Linked DNA regions of Mus musculus: region 2 is linked to region 1. The links are chromatin loops, found by intact Hi-C in ENCODE. Cell type or tissue: left cerebral cortex. All regions are shown on one strand.

Region 1 (8,000 bases):
GTGTGTACATATTTATCATCTCTTTATTATCTATCAGTCATTTATCATTTATCCAACAGCTATTTTCTATTTATCCATTTATCTATTTTATTGATCATCTATCTATCTATATATCTATTAATCATTTACCTATTATCTTTTTTTAAAGATTTTATTTATTTTATGTATATGAGTACAGTGTTGCTGTCTTCAGACACACCAGAAGAGGGCATTAGATTCCATTACAGATAGTTGTGAGCCACCATGTGGTTGCTGGAATTTGAACTCAGGACCTTCAGAAGAGCAGTCAGTGCTCTTAACCACTGAGCCATCTCACTAGCCCATTTACCTATTATCTATATATCAATCATTTATTATTTATTTACTTATTATCTACGTGACAATCATCTATCAATCATCTATTATTTATCATCTATCTATCAATCATCTACTATATAACCTAGTATCTATCTATCTTGCAATTTACTTAAATATAGGAGGATTGACTCACATGACCATGGGGACCACTGGGTCTAAACTCTGCCGAGTAGGCTATCAGGTTAGGGGCAGAGAGCAGCAGATGCTGCAGTTTTTAAGTGAATGCAGTCTTTGAGGCTGAACTTTTTCTCAAGAGACCTAAATCTTTTCTCCAGTGGCCTTCAGTTGCCTGGAAAAGAATCACACACATGTTGGACAATAACTATCACCCCAGTCTATTGGTTTAAAGGAAATCACAAGGGGCTCACCCTCACAGCATCATTTAGACTCATGTGTGCGTAAGTAAAATGATATAAAATTAACAAGACAAAGAGGTTGTGCATATTTTCATGTGTTTATTGCTATCCATGTATTATTTGTGTGCTGTGTATTGATTTGGTTACAATACCTTACCAAAGTCCGTGAGCATTTCAGTTGAGTTGCTTATTATTAAATTGTAACGATAAGCTTTATATTTCAGATATAAAGCACTTGTTAGAAATACCCTTAATTACCTGCTTTCATCCTATATGCTTTTCTCCCTTTGATTTAAATTTTATTGCATTATGATGAGAAAAGATACATAATTTCAATTTATCTGAATTTGTTAACATTTAAAAACATATTTTGAGTAAATAGACTTACATCACATTCTTCTTTCCCTTTTGTACCCCAACTCCTCCCGGAGAGCCCTCCCCCTTCAAAACCTGCAATACCTTTCGTTTTTTATCATATTCTTTAAAATTTATAAAATATTGTAACAATAAAAATGAGTATTATAAAAGTTGTTTGATATAAAGCAACAATCAGTTGAACAGTCTTATGTAGATATTTGTCTACAGCAATACTGAAAATACATACGTTTTTCTCAATATAAATTTTAAATATATATTAAAATATATTAACATATATTTTAAAATAATATATCACTATTAGTTTTTTAATGAACATAAATAGATACAGTCTTTTTGTTTGTTTGTTTTGTTTGTAGTAGAGCTTAAAATCTTGGCTTACTGTGGTATAAACACAAAATAAGAACAGTTTTTGGACATTGGAGTTCATTGTAATAAGGCTGTACTTGAATATCCCTCACATCATCAAAGGATTTTACCTCCATAGTAGATAGATAAGCTAAGAGTTGACAGTTCTGCTGTACCAAGGAATTAACTGTAGGCACGATTTTTGGATACAGATTTCCTGCTACGGTCAAAGCTATTTGACTTGAGTGATTGTCGTCATTCTCAGCCGGCAGAGAACAGGTTACATTCATTTAAGAAATGGTGTGTGTTTTGAGATGGTCTATCCATGAAGTCATTCATCAACTGTTTCAATGAAGAATGGTTCTGCTTGGAGGGTGGCACAGACGTTAGGCGAGGGTAAGATTCTGGTTCCTTGGCTGTGATGATTTTCAAAAGCATTCATTTCAGACTAAGAGTAACTTATAAAGTCCCCTTCTTCAAAATTGATACAATAATTATAAATATCAAGCAAAGCCTTCAAAATTGAGACAATAATTATAAATATCAAGCAAAGCCTTCAGTCTCACTCTTTGTTGTTCTCTTACAAGCCACCTCCCAAATTAATTGTCTACTTTTCTTTTGGCTGTATAAATAATTTTGAAATGTGTAAGCTGTTCTGAAAACCACAGCATGGTGTCAAAACATCAAATAAATAATCCTATTAATATAGAGGCTAAGATAGGAGAAGCAAAATTTTAAGGCCATTATGTGGCACTGTCATGTACAAACAAGCAGAAAGTGTATATGGATTGTATAATACTGGACCTATTTCTCCCATTACTAAATTAGACAGCCGACAAATTTCTAATTCCTCATATTTTTGAATTTCAATTGATTAGGATAAATTGGTAATATTAACTTTCATATTAAGAGATATTAAGGAAAAGTGATTGTTGCTTCCTGTTAATTTTCTTGTTAGAGGTGGAATTAGTTTGTGTGGGTTTGTTGAAAGATGATAACTTTCTTGCTTCTTCTTGGGAGTAGTTTCACTCCTTGTGTTGGTGTTTTCCATCTATTATCCTTTGTAGGGCTGGATTTATGGAAAGATATTGTGTAAATTTGGTTTTTTCATGGAATACCTTGGTTTCTCCATCTATGGTAATTGAGAGTTTTGCTGGGTATAGTAGCCTGGGCTGGCATTTGTGTTCTCTTAGGGTATGTATGACATCTACCCAGGATCTTCTGGCTTTCATAGTCTCTGGGGAGAAGTCAGGTGTAATTCTGATAGGTCTGCCTTTATATGTTACTTGACCTTTTTCCCTTACTGCTTTTAAAATTCCTTCTTTGTTTAGTGCATTTGATGTTTTGATTATTATGTGACAGGAGGAATATCTTTTCTGGTCAAGTCTATTTGGAGTTCTGTAGGCTTCTTGTATGTTCATGGGCATCTCTTTCTTTAAGTGAGGGAAGTTTTCTTTTGTAATTTTATTGGAGATATTTCCTGGCCCTTTAAGTTGGGAATCTTCACTCTCTTCTATACCTATTATCCTTAGGTTTGGTCTTCTCATTGTGTCCTGGATTTCCTGGATGTTTTGGGTTAGGAGCTTTTTGTTTTTTGCAGTTTCTTTGACTCTGTTTTGTTAATGTTTCCTATGGTGTCTTCTGCACCTGATATTCTCTCTTCTATCTCTTGTATTCTGTTGGTGATGCTTGTATCTATTATTCCTGATCTCTTTCCTAGGTTTTCTAACTCCAGGGTTGTCTCCCTTTGCTGTTTCTTCTTTATTGTTTCTATTTCCATTTTTAGATCCTGGATGGTTTTGTTCATTTCCATCACCTGTTTGATTGTGTTTTCCTGTAATTCTTTAAGGGATTTTTGTGTTTCCTCTTTAAGGGCTTCTAGCTGTTTACCTGTGTACTCCTGTATTTCTTTAAGGGATTTATTTATGTCCTTCTTAATGTCCTCTATCATCATCATCAGAAGTGACTTTAGATCTGAATCTTGCTTTTCCAGTGTGTTGGGGTATCCAGGACTTGCTATGGTGGGAGAATTGGGTTCTGATGATGCCAAGTAACCTTGGTTTCTGTTGCTTATGTTCTTATGCTTGCCTCCTGACATCTGGTTATCTCTAGTGCTACCTGCTCTGGCTATGTCTGACTGGAGCCTGTCCTTCCTGTGATCCTGGTTGTGTCAGAACTCCTCCAAGTCAAGCTGTCTCTGTGATCCTGTGATTCTGGGATCCTGTGACACTGAGATCCTGATTGTGTCCGAGCTCCTGAGAGTCAAGCTGCCTTTGGGACCTTGAGATCCTGGTGTGACCAAGTTCCTGGGATCCTGTGATCTCTGATCCTGGGCGTGTTGGAGTGCCTGGGAGTGGAGCTGCCTCTAGGTGTTGTGAGGCTGGCTGCGGAATTTCTGTGTATGCTTTTTATTTTCCTCATGGTATTAATTTAAGCACAAACATTTTTCTGATATTTAATTTACCATTTCTTCCTTCATCTCTAATGTCTTATAAAAACAAATCACAAGGCCACAATTATTTATTCTTGTTTTTTACTAAGAGATTTTAGTCTTTACTTTTTTATATTTAAAGTCATGATCATTTTGGAGGAAATTGTATGTTATGTGATTCTTGAGTTGTTCTATTATTGTTTCTTGAAAAGATTATTCCTTCTCATCAAGTGGTTGGGGCATCCGTGTGAGACATCAGTTGACCATAATATTAAAGCTCTCTTTATGAATGCTCAACTCTGTTTCATTCACTTGTATGATAACTTTTAAGCCACAAGATGGCAGTGTTTTATGCCCAGGTTCCTCAAGGCTGCCTGCGCTGCAGGGTCGCCATCCAAAGGGGAGGAGAGCAAGGGATCTCCCACAGAGACAGGTGATTGGAGGGGATGATTTTCCTCCCAGACAAGGCAAGCGGAGTTTGGGGGTGCGGGGTGTGGTGAGGGTTGGGGGACCTCCCAGTGTCTCCAAAGGGCAGAAGTGTGGGTTTTTTAATTGCTACAGAGTTTGTCTTCTGTATAGACAGAGAGCGTTAGGAATGGACTTGTGTTATGTAAGCAACTTTGCCTAGCTAAGCATGTGTTTATCTTGCGTCTATTTAATGCAATGGATGTGTAAGACCTCGAGGTTTGCCCCTAGACAGCTTTGAGCTAATGGTCCCACTGCAGTGAGGAGGAAATCAGATAGGGAAGTACAGAAAGCCAAACTAGTAACACAGCAGGGCACCGCCTGATTATCAAAGACAAGAGGCAAGCCTTGAGCTTTAAGATGAGGACTTGATCTTGTTGTTCTTCCTATGGGTTGCAAACCCTTCAGCTCCTTCAGTCCTTTCTCTAACTCCTCCATTGGGAACCCCGTGCTCAGTCCAATAGTTGCCTGTGAGTTGCCTCTGTATTTGCCAGGCACTGGCAGAGCCTCTCAGGAGACAGCTATATCAGGCTCCTGTCAGCAAGCACTTCCCAGCATCCACAGTAGTGTCTGGGTTTGGTGACTGTATATGAGATGGAACCCCTGGTGGGGCAGTCACTGGATGGCCTTTCCTTCAGTCTCTGCTCCACACTTTGTCTCAGTATTTCCTCCCGTGAGTATTTTGTTCCCCCTTCTAAGAAAGACTGAAGCAGCCACACTTTGGTCTTCCTTCTTCTTGAGCTTCACCGCGGTCTGTGAACTGTATCTTGGGTATCAACCAGCCAGACCCCCACGAGCTCCCAGAAACTAAACCACCAACCAAAGAGCACACATGGAGGGACCCATGGCTCCAGCTTCATGTGTAGCAGAGGATGGCCTTGTTGGACATCAATGGGAAGAGAGGGCCTTGGTCCTGGAAAGGCTCGATGCCCCAGGGTGGGTGGGAGAACATCTTCATAGAAGCAAGGGGAGGGAGGGTGGAATAGGGGGTTTCTGGAGGGAAAACCGGGAAAGGGGATAACATTTGAAATAACCAATAAAAATATAAAATATCCAATAAGAAAGATGAGGAAATGAATCCTCCAATTCTGTGCTTTGTTGAGGTTGCTTTGTCTCTTCTGGTTTCTATCACCCACGAGTTTTAGGATCAGCTTGTCAGTTTCCATGGACGAGCTAGCTGCAGTTCTGATAGGAAAACTACGCTAAGTCATGTGACCAGTCCTACCTACGTTTTTCTAAACCTCAAATATGGGCAAGACTTTTCACTGATTTATGTCTTACTTAATTTATCTCAGTGACATTTTAGAGTTTTCAGTGAACAGGTTTTTCTTCCTTGTCCTGATAAATGTATACATAAAGATGTTTTAAAAATCTTTTATTATTTGCAGTGGTCTATGTATCTCTGTGGGGTGTGTGTGTGTATGTGTGCCTGTATTGGAGGAGACCAGAAAAGGGCATTGAATCCCCTGGCTCTGGAATTTCAGGTGGTTGTGAGCCACTTAATGTGGATACTAGGAACCGAACTCAGGTCCTCTGCAAGAACTATGCCCTGTGAATATGCATAATTATTATTAATAAAATTTTAAATTATTTAAAAATATTAATTAAAACTCTCAAACATGTATAGGGATAAATGCATTAAACAAAAAATGCTTAATGCAAAAATCATTGTATCAAAATGTAACAATGCAAGGCTGGGACACTGTATTTGAAGTAAGTGATTGCTGCACAGAGCATGGAGACCTGAATTTGGATCCTCAGTCCCTCTGTAAAAAACTTAGGTATAGGTTTATACCTATGATCTAAGTAATTGGACGCAGAAACAGTAGTGCTCACCACAAGCCAGTCCAGACCATCAGTGAACTTCAAATTCTCTGAGAAAACTTGTTTCCAAAAATAAAGTGGAAAGTGAGAGAGGAAGATACCTAATGTCAACCTTTGACCTCCATACCGAGCACACATGGGTGCAGTACTGCCAGACATGCATGCACACCTACCTATACATGCACACATGTGTGTAGGTACTTCCAGACATGCGTACACACCTATACACATATACACAGATGGAGGTACTGCCAGACATGCATGCAACATCTATACATGCATACCCAAATGCAGATACTGGCAGACTTACATCTAATACCTATATATGCACACAGGGATGCAGTTACTGGCAGATATACACACCCATGTACATGTCACACACAAACACACACCAATTCTAAACATGTTAGTGAAACCTTAGAATAAATGGAGGGGCATGACATGCTAATGTATTAAAGACTTTGAATAGCATCTATATTAATGAATTAAAACATGCAAGGCAGCTCTCCAAAAATTGATCGATATATTCAATAGTTTGTCAGCTCTCCAAAAATTGATCGATATATTCAATACAGTTACAACTTATAATTCCAGCAGGTTTCTTTGTTATAAAAGTTTGCAAGTTAGTTCTAAGTTTTATTTGGAAGTGAAAAATGCAAAGAATATTGAAAATAAATTCACTGCTCAGGCCCTCAGTGCTGGATAAGATTTATTATAACGCCATTGAAATTAAGTGTTGTTTGTCCACAAGGACAGCTGAAAGCACAGAGCAGAGAAGCCACGATCAGCCCACGGTAAAATCGATGACTGATTTATGGAAAAGCACACACTGCTAACAAGTATGGGAGGAATTGCTTGTCTAATCAAATGTTTTGGGACAAGTGGGAATCTAAATATACAGAATTAATCTTGACCCCTGACAAAAATCCAGCAGAGAGAGGGAAGGTCAACCAAGAAGTCGTTGCCATTTGATGAGACTTTTGGGAGATGGAGGTTCAGTTTTCTTTAAGGGAACTTAGCCCCTGGTAGGTCAAGCAGGCTCTGGTGGATGGCCTCACATCTAGGAGTATGTGGATGACACACATTGGACCTGATGAGTTAATTTTATTAGAAAGGGCATACACAAAGGTGGAGAAGATAGGGAGGTGGGGACTGACCTGGGAGGAGCCAGGAGCTAGGATTCGCTAAGGCTGAACTGGATGAACTAGCCAGTTGCACTAGCCTTGGCCCCGCCCTGGGGCGGAGACTCTAGGAGGGGGGTGGGGGTTCGTGGTTTGGAGGCGGGGTCTCGCTAGGAGGTGCATTGGGGGGGGCGGGGCCTATGAGCCAAGAGCAACAGAGTGTCAGTCAGCCAAGGAGGAAAATGTCTAATATACATTGCCTGACATTTCTAAAGTGTGTGTGTGTGTGTGTGTGTGTGTGTGTGTATGAATATATATGTATGTGTGTATATATATATATGCATATATATGTATATATATATGTATACACATAAATATGTATACACGAATATACATATATGAATATATGCGGTGGCTTGAATATGCTTGGCCCAAAAAGTGGTACTATTGGGGGGTGTGGCCTTGTTAGAGTAGGTGTGGCCTTGTTGGAGGAGTGTATCACATTGTGGATGAGCTTTGAGACCCTCCTTCCTAGCTACCTAGAACAGAGAGTAAGCCCCTGGCTTCTTTTGGATGAAGATGTAGAACCCTCAGTTCCTTCTCCAGTGCCATGTCTGCCTGGATGCTACCCTGCTTCCTGACTTAATGATAATGAACTGAACTTTTGAACCTGTAAGCTAGCCTTAATTATATGTCCTTTGTAAAAGTTGCCTTGGCCATGGT
Region 2 (8,000 bases), 230 kb after region 1:
TGCACATGCAAGCACTAATATTGAATATAAGCAAACATATACACTAGTATAGACTCCTGAGTATAGATGCATATATGTGCCGATTCACAGTCACATATATGTAAACTCTGGAACTAGAGTTACAGATGGTTTTGCAAATACATAAACTAGTTACTTTATCACCGTGAAAAAAATTTTCACCTGACCAACTTAAAGGAGGAAAGGCTTGCTTCTTTATCTGTGTATACAAGTGTGTGTGTGTGCATGTGTCTACTTGCATGTATGCATGTGTGCATGTTGCACATATGTGTGCATGTACATCTGTTTGTGCTCAAGCACTTGAATATGGAGGAGTCAGAGGACAACTTTTGGGAGTCAGCTCTCTCCTTCCATCACGTGGGTTCGAGGAAACATCAGGCTTCATGGCAATGCCTTTGCTAGCCAAGCAGCTCCCAAACCTAGAAAGATTTCTTTTGTCTCATGGCTTCATGGATTTGCATCCACAAGTCCACAGCTCCATTGAGTCTGGGCCCATGTTAAGGCAGAACACCGCAGAGATGGGAGCAGGTGGTGGGGGAAGATGTTCACTTTTTAATAGAAAGGAAGCAAAGAGTGAGGAAGGGACTGGGGTCTGGGTGTGACCTTCCAGGCATGCTTCTATGGACCTACTTCCTGCAGGCACATATTCCATCTCTTAAAGTTTCCAGTCTTCCAAAACAGTGGCATGTTGTTCATAAATTATTCTGTGGGTAATATACATTCGTACACACATATAGATATATACATATACATTCATACACACATATAGACATACAATCATGCAAATGTGTGGAGAACATATCCATATGTTCTCAAGCTCATACATGGCTTGTCTCAGCTCTTCTTAGACACAGCCATGCCTGCCTGGATATTGCCATGCTCCCACTACGATGATAATGAACTGAGCCTCTGAACCTGTAAGCCAATCTCAATTAAACGTTGTCCTTTATCAGTTACCTTGGTCACTGTGTCTCTTCACAGCATACGCAGGCACATAAAGAATGAGATAAATTGTAAGAAACACAGTACAGACAACATGTACACACAGTCATGAGGAAGCATGAAGGTCAATATACTTCCATAAGTAGTGACCATATTCACACATGTGAATGTATAGATGAATACACCTACAGCTATATAAATAGACACACATGGATGTACATAGATAACCATGCACAAATACATAGATATGTATAGATAACCACATGTATGTGACCACACTTGTCTGGTTTTTTTCTGTATTGCTCAAGAGGTGTAGTAGCGGCTGCTGAGATTCCTTTCTTACTCTAGCTCCCCCAGCACATGTTTCACAGCGATAGACTTGAGAGAAGCAAGATCAGTGTGTTGCCATGGAGCCTTCAGCCCCATAGCTTCCATTTGGGGTCTCCTGCTTACATCCATCATGCATTTGTAGCATGGCCTTAGCATGGCTTGTCCCTTCACGTCAGGGGTCACAGGTACCTATGGTTGTATGCAATGTCTAATTCTCTGGAGAATAAGAACCAAACCCATACGTGGCTATACAAGATAAACTTAGAAGAAGCTAAGTGGCCAATATTTGAAAACTTGTGTTTGTACTATGGGGAAAGGTTATGAAACATATATATACATATATATATATACACACACATATATACACACATATACATATATACACACACATATATGTATATATATGTTACAAAAGTTGTTTATATTCATGCATGGAAGACAGAGGCTAGATTAAAGCCAAAATGAGTAAGAAGCAATTTTTATCATGAAAATAATGAAAACACAAATAATTATTATAATTACTAATAAATTATAAATATATACTTATATATAAGTATATAAAATTATAATTTATAATAATTATTATTATAAAGAAAACTAGTTTATATTTGGCTATTGTTAACTGTCCTTTTTTAAGCTTAATTCTGGGGACTTTATCCTGAAAGTATCTAAATTTTAAGTTTTTTACTAGGGTTGAAAAACAGTGTTATAATTTTTATCTTAAGTGTCTCTCAAATGTTCACACATTGAAAGCTGGCCCTGGTGGTGGTTTTATTGGAACATGATGGATTTGGGAGCTAGAGCCTAGAGGAAGTTGGTCATTGGAGATGTAGCCACCAGGAGGTGATGGATCCCTGGCTGTCCTTCTCACTTTCATGAGAAAAGTGAGAGTTTCCTCCATCCCGCATGTCCACCATTATGCCCTTCTCCACAGGCCCAATCAGCTGTGAACTGAAGCATCTGAAGCCAGCAGGGAAGCAACCCTCTTCAGCGACCGTCTCTCATACTCAGTCACAGGATGGAAAGCCAAGGAGGAAAAAGGGACAAAGAGAAAAGGGACGGTGGCTATGATACCCTTTCCACATTCGTGCTGATGTGATTAGTGAGATGGGTTAAGAATCAGAAACAGAATGCAAAAATGCCAGTGCCCGAAAGGAGCCTCCTCAAATGCTCACTATAGACAGAAGTAAGAAACCATGTAGTTAGTACAGGAAGAAAAGAGAATAGACAATATACACATGTGTATAAACATGTGTGTGCACAAACATATGCATGCACACACATGCATACACACATGCACATATGCATACACACATACACATATGCATACACACATGCATGTACACATGCAAGTATGTAACCTCCCCCATCCCCTCAGCCTGAAACCTGTTTGCTCAGGTTTCACTGTTTGCATGGGGTGGAGCCTGCCGCTCAATCGTTCTGCCACGCCCACTGCTGGAGCCTGCCACCTTGCTGTTCTGGAGCCATACATGTGGCCACCCTGCAACTGGACCCCAGGATTATTTGGCGGGAATTAACCCTTTCCCCCTGCTTCATAACTCGGTGCACGAATCAGTAAAATTGAGCTTTGATCAAAATCCTGTTTGACTTGGCTCCGTTCTTTCTTCCATCCGTCTAGTTCCTTTCTTTCAGCTCGAGCTGCCATCTCAGTCGTACCGTTCCTCGCGAGCCGCTGGTCGGCCCCGCAACACAAGTACACACATGCACACACATGCACACACACACACACACACACACACACACACACACATATGTACACATTACAGTTTACTTTGTCACAGTCTATCAAATATCATGTAGGTCTCTGCATAGAAATCTAATTTCCTAAAGACAAAGATACTACATTCCCAGCCCAACTTTCAACATAAAATGCAGGAAAGGAAAAAAAAAAATACACATGTGAAGTGTTATCCCAAGCTAGAGGTTCTGGAGTTTTTATAGAAAAATCCCTGGAGATTTCCATTTAAAGAGCAAAGAGTTTTCTCTCAAACTGACTTTCAGGGCTAGGGACCCCGTGGTCTCTCAGTGGCTTTTCTCACATGACAGCAATCGGCAAATGGGTCAAAGATAATAATCTGATAGCTGCTGGGAGCCACTGCCATAGGGAGAGGCACAGAAAGCCACAGTTCTTCATCTCAGATGAAGAAGACGGTGGAGGAAGGATCCTGGTGGAAGAGTCAAAGCTTGGCAGCTGTCTCAGGATTGTTAGAAAGCTGTGATTTACATAAACACCGCCACAGAGGATCGAACTACATCTGGAGTCTACAATTTAATTTCTCTCAGCATTCAACAGATGTTTACTTATTGATTTTTAAACAGAATATGTTTAAGGATAGTTTAAAGCTAATGTTTCCTAAATACTGTAGATGAAACTTGGTATTTTTTTATGCAGCTCAAGTGATTTTTATCCTAGAAAAAGAGTCCTAACAAAGTCCAAGGCAATGAGCTCCCAAGCCCTCGGTTCTGAGTTAAAGAAGCAGAACCTCTGAGGGATAGATAGTTGCTCGTCTGTACAAATTGTGTCTGAGCTGCAAGCAGAACCTGAGCGGCAGTTTTCACCTTAAAGGTTTAAAATCTCCTGAAAGTTTATGTGCCTCCCTTAGAATGTAAAAGCACACATCGTAAGTGTATAAACACAAATAAAACTATCTCCTGATACTCATGGGGCGACAGGAGATTCAGCAGCACCCAGTACAAAGCTGGGATCTCCGAGGGGGTTAAAAAAAAGAGGGAGGCAGATAAACAATTAGCCACGCCCACCAGCCCCTGCAGACTTCTTGGCAGGGAGCCACAGAGCAGCCAGGAAGCTGGCAGGTACCCTGGGGGGAATTCAAACATCCACGCGGTGAGACAGCCCTATCAGACTGTATAGGGAAAGCTGCTGAACACAGATAGGAAAAAAACTTGAAAAGATTCTGGAATTCTTGAGCTGCAGACAGAGAGGTGTGATTCTGGCAAATAATTATTGTCCACTGTGTTTAGCACACTAGTCTAACTTTCAGACTAGGCGGCTGAGACCTATAAGCCACAAAATCAGTGTAGAACGCCATGACCGTCCCCACCAGTGTTTGTTAGCCCCCGCTAAACCAGCAGAGGTCCCGCTGAGCCGCTGTATGATTCCTACATCAATTTAATAACAGCTTTTTATTGAGGGGGAATCTGGGAGACAGGCAATCAGCTTCTCACTGTGAAAACGAAGCCTGAAAACGCAGAGTGACAGAGTGTTGCTGAGTCGCGCGGTTTTGCACACGTCCACCTGACTGGAGCCCTCCTCCCACCCATCCACACACTCCCAGGCATCTGAGCTCACTGCCATTCTCTGAGGTCACATGTATATCTCTAGACAGCCACATAGTCCTGAACCAACAGCTTTTGCTCCGTCTCTGTTTTCAGAATATGATCCAGGGTAGCTGACTAGAAGCTGAGAAGGTTGCCACCAGAAAAACGTGGCAGAAGCACCTCTCTTTTGCCTCCTTTTCCTCAATCCCTTTCCCCAGATATATTAGCATATCTGCACAGGATATGAAGCCAACATGGTGTTCATTGCTGTAGTGATTCCACCAAGGCCCGTCACTAACCACAGGCAGCTTAGAAGAGGAGAGTCAGGCTGTCATCTGCCAACAGTAACTACCTTTGAAACGTATGTGCTGAAAACGTTTCAGAGGCATGGCTGTAAAACACAATTCTCATGAGTTTCATCAGCATGTTTCTGATCTTGATCAAGTCTATTTTTGTTTGTTTGTTTGTTTGTTTGTTTTGTTTTGTTTTGTTTTGAGACAGAGTTTCTCTGTATAGCCCTGGCTGTCCTGGAACTCACTCTGTAGACCAGGCTGGCCTCGAACTCAGAAATCTGCCTGCCTCTGCCTCCCAAGTGCTGGGATTAAAGGCGTGTGCCACCACTGCCCGGCTTGATCAAGTCTTTTATGCACAAACTCTTTACCTATAATGCCACTGGGAATTAATGCACAGAAAAACTAGCCAATAACCTAATTTATTTCCTATATACACACCAGAGGAGTATATGTGGATCAGTTAGGCAGATCTAAAATTCTTAGAACACATGTGCTACATGGGTTAGATATGTTAAATGAAATAACCACATTCTCACACTATCGCAGCAACCACTGATTCTGACCCATTTCATTATTTTGTTAGCAAATGAGCGAATTCCTTATTAGCTCTCATTTAAATGTGTGAGTCCTGATAATAGCTTTACACAATTATTCCGCTCTCTGAGCCTTTTCTTCATCTTCAAAGATGTTCATCCAGTGTTGTAAGGGTTAAAATGTATCAGCAAAAAATAATTTCAAAATTCTTTCTAGAAAAAAAATGAGATACTAGGAAAGGAGTAAGTGAAAAGAGAAGAAGAGATCGTGGCAGGTGGTAGATAGTAAGTGAAATTTCTTACCAGAGCAATTAATAAACATATGAAAACAACTCAGACCCATCCTTGGCGAGACTCCCCAATGTCTCAAGTTATTCTATCTGATTCAAAGTGAGAATCAACAAATGTAAAGCACTTCAAAGAGGAGACGGACTTCAATAAAAATGGGCGGGCGCTAAGCTCGGACTGGGATGATGAGTCAGGAAATGGGACGGTGCCCAGAACTTTGAGGCTCTTACTGTATCTATCAATGGCTGCCTTGTTTCCAGGAGTGAGCAGTTTCCCAAAAATTAATATAATGATCTTTTTATCCCTCCAATGTTTATCTGATACTTTTCAAAAAAAGGCGGACTTGAAAACTGAAATCTAAAAACAAAACAAAACTGGAAATCAATACGCCTAGCACCTGGGTCCATGTTACTTTCCGTTTTTTGGAGATTCCCATTTGCTCTAGGGGAGTCTGTGCTTGTACGTGGACGTTGAAGTCTAGCTGGGGAAAAACTATTACCAGTGTGTGCCATCTGTCCCCTTGCTACATACAGCATCTGTGGCATGTTAGATTACATGTATCTTTATGTATGTATATTTACATGCTTGTGCGTATATACGCTTGTGTGTATCCATAGGCAAGCCAGAAGTTGGCTCTAGGTGTTTTTCTCCAACCGATTGTTTTTTAGACAGAGCCTCTCCCTGACCCTTTCAGCCTTTCAACGTTGCCTCTCCAGGGATTACAAGTGTGCAAGCCACACCCAGATTTTCTTTACCTAGGGGGAAATCAAACAGCTGTTCATGCATGTATAATAAGCACTTTATTGAATAAGCCATCTCTAACCTCATATGCATATTTTCAAAGACATTTATTCGTCGAGGCTGCACTAGACAGGGAAATGCAGACTCACTCATGCTATAAGCAAGTAGTCTAAAAGAGTTTAAAGAACTAATGAATTGTATTATATTGTGATTGTGCGTGGAGTTATTTGAAATAAATAGGATTTCATGTATGGTAATTTAAGCTCTTCCTGAAGATAATTATTTGGCAGCTTGGTTATTCAGTCTGCTTCATGAAGCCTGAAAACATGGCACATTTATAGGCAGGTGCTGGAAATACAGACTCTGTCTTTGAATCCTTAGTGTCCCAGATAATCAGAGCTATCAGGTTTCAATCTGCTCAGGAAAAACTCACAGTTTATTAGCCGTGTATGTGTGTAACTAGGTAGCAAGTCTTTAATATTCTATAGCAGCCTGAGAAAGTGGACGAGGTTGTGCATTTTGGTTTATAGAAGTTATAAAATTCCCTAAAATAGATGTGGATGTACATCTTGAACACAAAAATTCAATTAAGCCACCATCTCTGCCAGGTATCCGTTTGTAAGGGTTATAACCGTGGAGCTTTGGGGAACTAGAAGTTATCAGGGTGAGATAGGAAAGTGTGGAAGCTTAGCCTGGTGATCGTGTCACAAGGCTGGAGGGGGAAATAATCCAGGGGAAGTTATGTGTCAATGTGGACCAGACCCGAAGTAGGCAAGAAACCTGTCCCCTCCCTGCTTCTGCCTCTGAGGTGGCACTTATCAGAATTTGCAAATAGCATAAAAAGAACCAACAAAGGTTAATTTTTTTAGAAAAGACATTTTTATGTGTTTGGGGTGTGTGTGTGTGTGTGTGTGTGTGTGTGTGTGTGTGTGTGTACGGGCACATGTGTGCTTGCCTACGTCCAAGTGTGCCATGTGCAATGAAGGTACCTGCAGAAGCCAGAACGTATGGATTCTCCTGGAGCTGGAGTTACACACAGTGGTTGTGAGACATTGTATAGGTGCAGGAAACTAAGCCTGGTTCCTCTCTTAGAACAGCAAGTGCTCTTAACTGCCAAGCTTACCTCTCTAGCCCAAATTCTAGGGGGGAGGCAACTCTTTCCTAATGCAACCTATTAAATAAAAGCCTTTAATGAAATGACATCATTTTGTGTGATGTAACTGAGACCTAAGGTGAGAACAAGGTGCTTCCCACAGAATGAATGTAAACCTACTAGAAGGAAAGACTTGCGTTCTTCAGGCAACACTGAAACTCCACTTAACAGGATCACAATATTGCTCACACAAAAGTCCACTACAGCAATGCCCCGGAAAGCTGTATCAGTGCCATGGACACTGACGGCAATACAGAATGCAGAAAGTATTAGGTGCTATCACGAAACCACTGAGCTAGGAGATGCAAACTGAAATAACAAGTCTCTTGTCCGCAGGAGTTTCAAGGACCCCCCTAATCTCCAGAAAGTGTGTGTGGTGAACTTGGAGAACATACACGGCTT

The links. Hi-C counts contacts between places; a loop is a spot of excess contacts. Peaks named below come from ENCODE experiments on the same cell type or tissue, not always from the same donor. Only the 100,000 strongest peaks of a DNase experiment are listed, where the experiment ranks them.
Region 2: a loop joins it to region 1, with 2.1 times the contacts of the local background. A loop is called at or near these places in 2 of 42 quality-filtered maps.

Annotation. Positions count from the first base shown.
Region 1 is chr17:69,345,674-69,353,673 of GRCm38, reverse strand. No RefSeq gene overlaps it. Among named protein-coding and RNA genes, the nearest start is that of Zbtb14, 34 kb to the left of the region's middle. In left cerebral cortex, a CTCF peak has its summit at 4,209 (motif pointing right); a DNase peak (open chromatin) is centred at 4,224; H3K4me3 peaks cover 358 bases.
Region 2 is chr17:69,117,277-69,125,276 of GRCm38, reverse strand. It overlaps a transcript of Epb41l3 not described here. Among named protein-coding and RNA genes, the nearest start is that of Epb41l3, 38 kb to the left of the region's middle. In left cerebral cortex, no CTCF peak of the experiment used is centred here; a DNase peak (open chromatin) is centred at 4,553.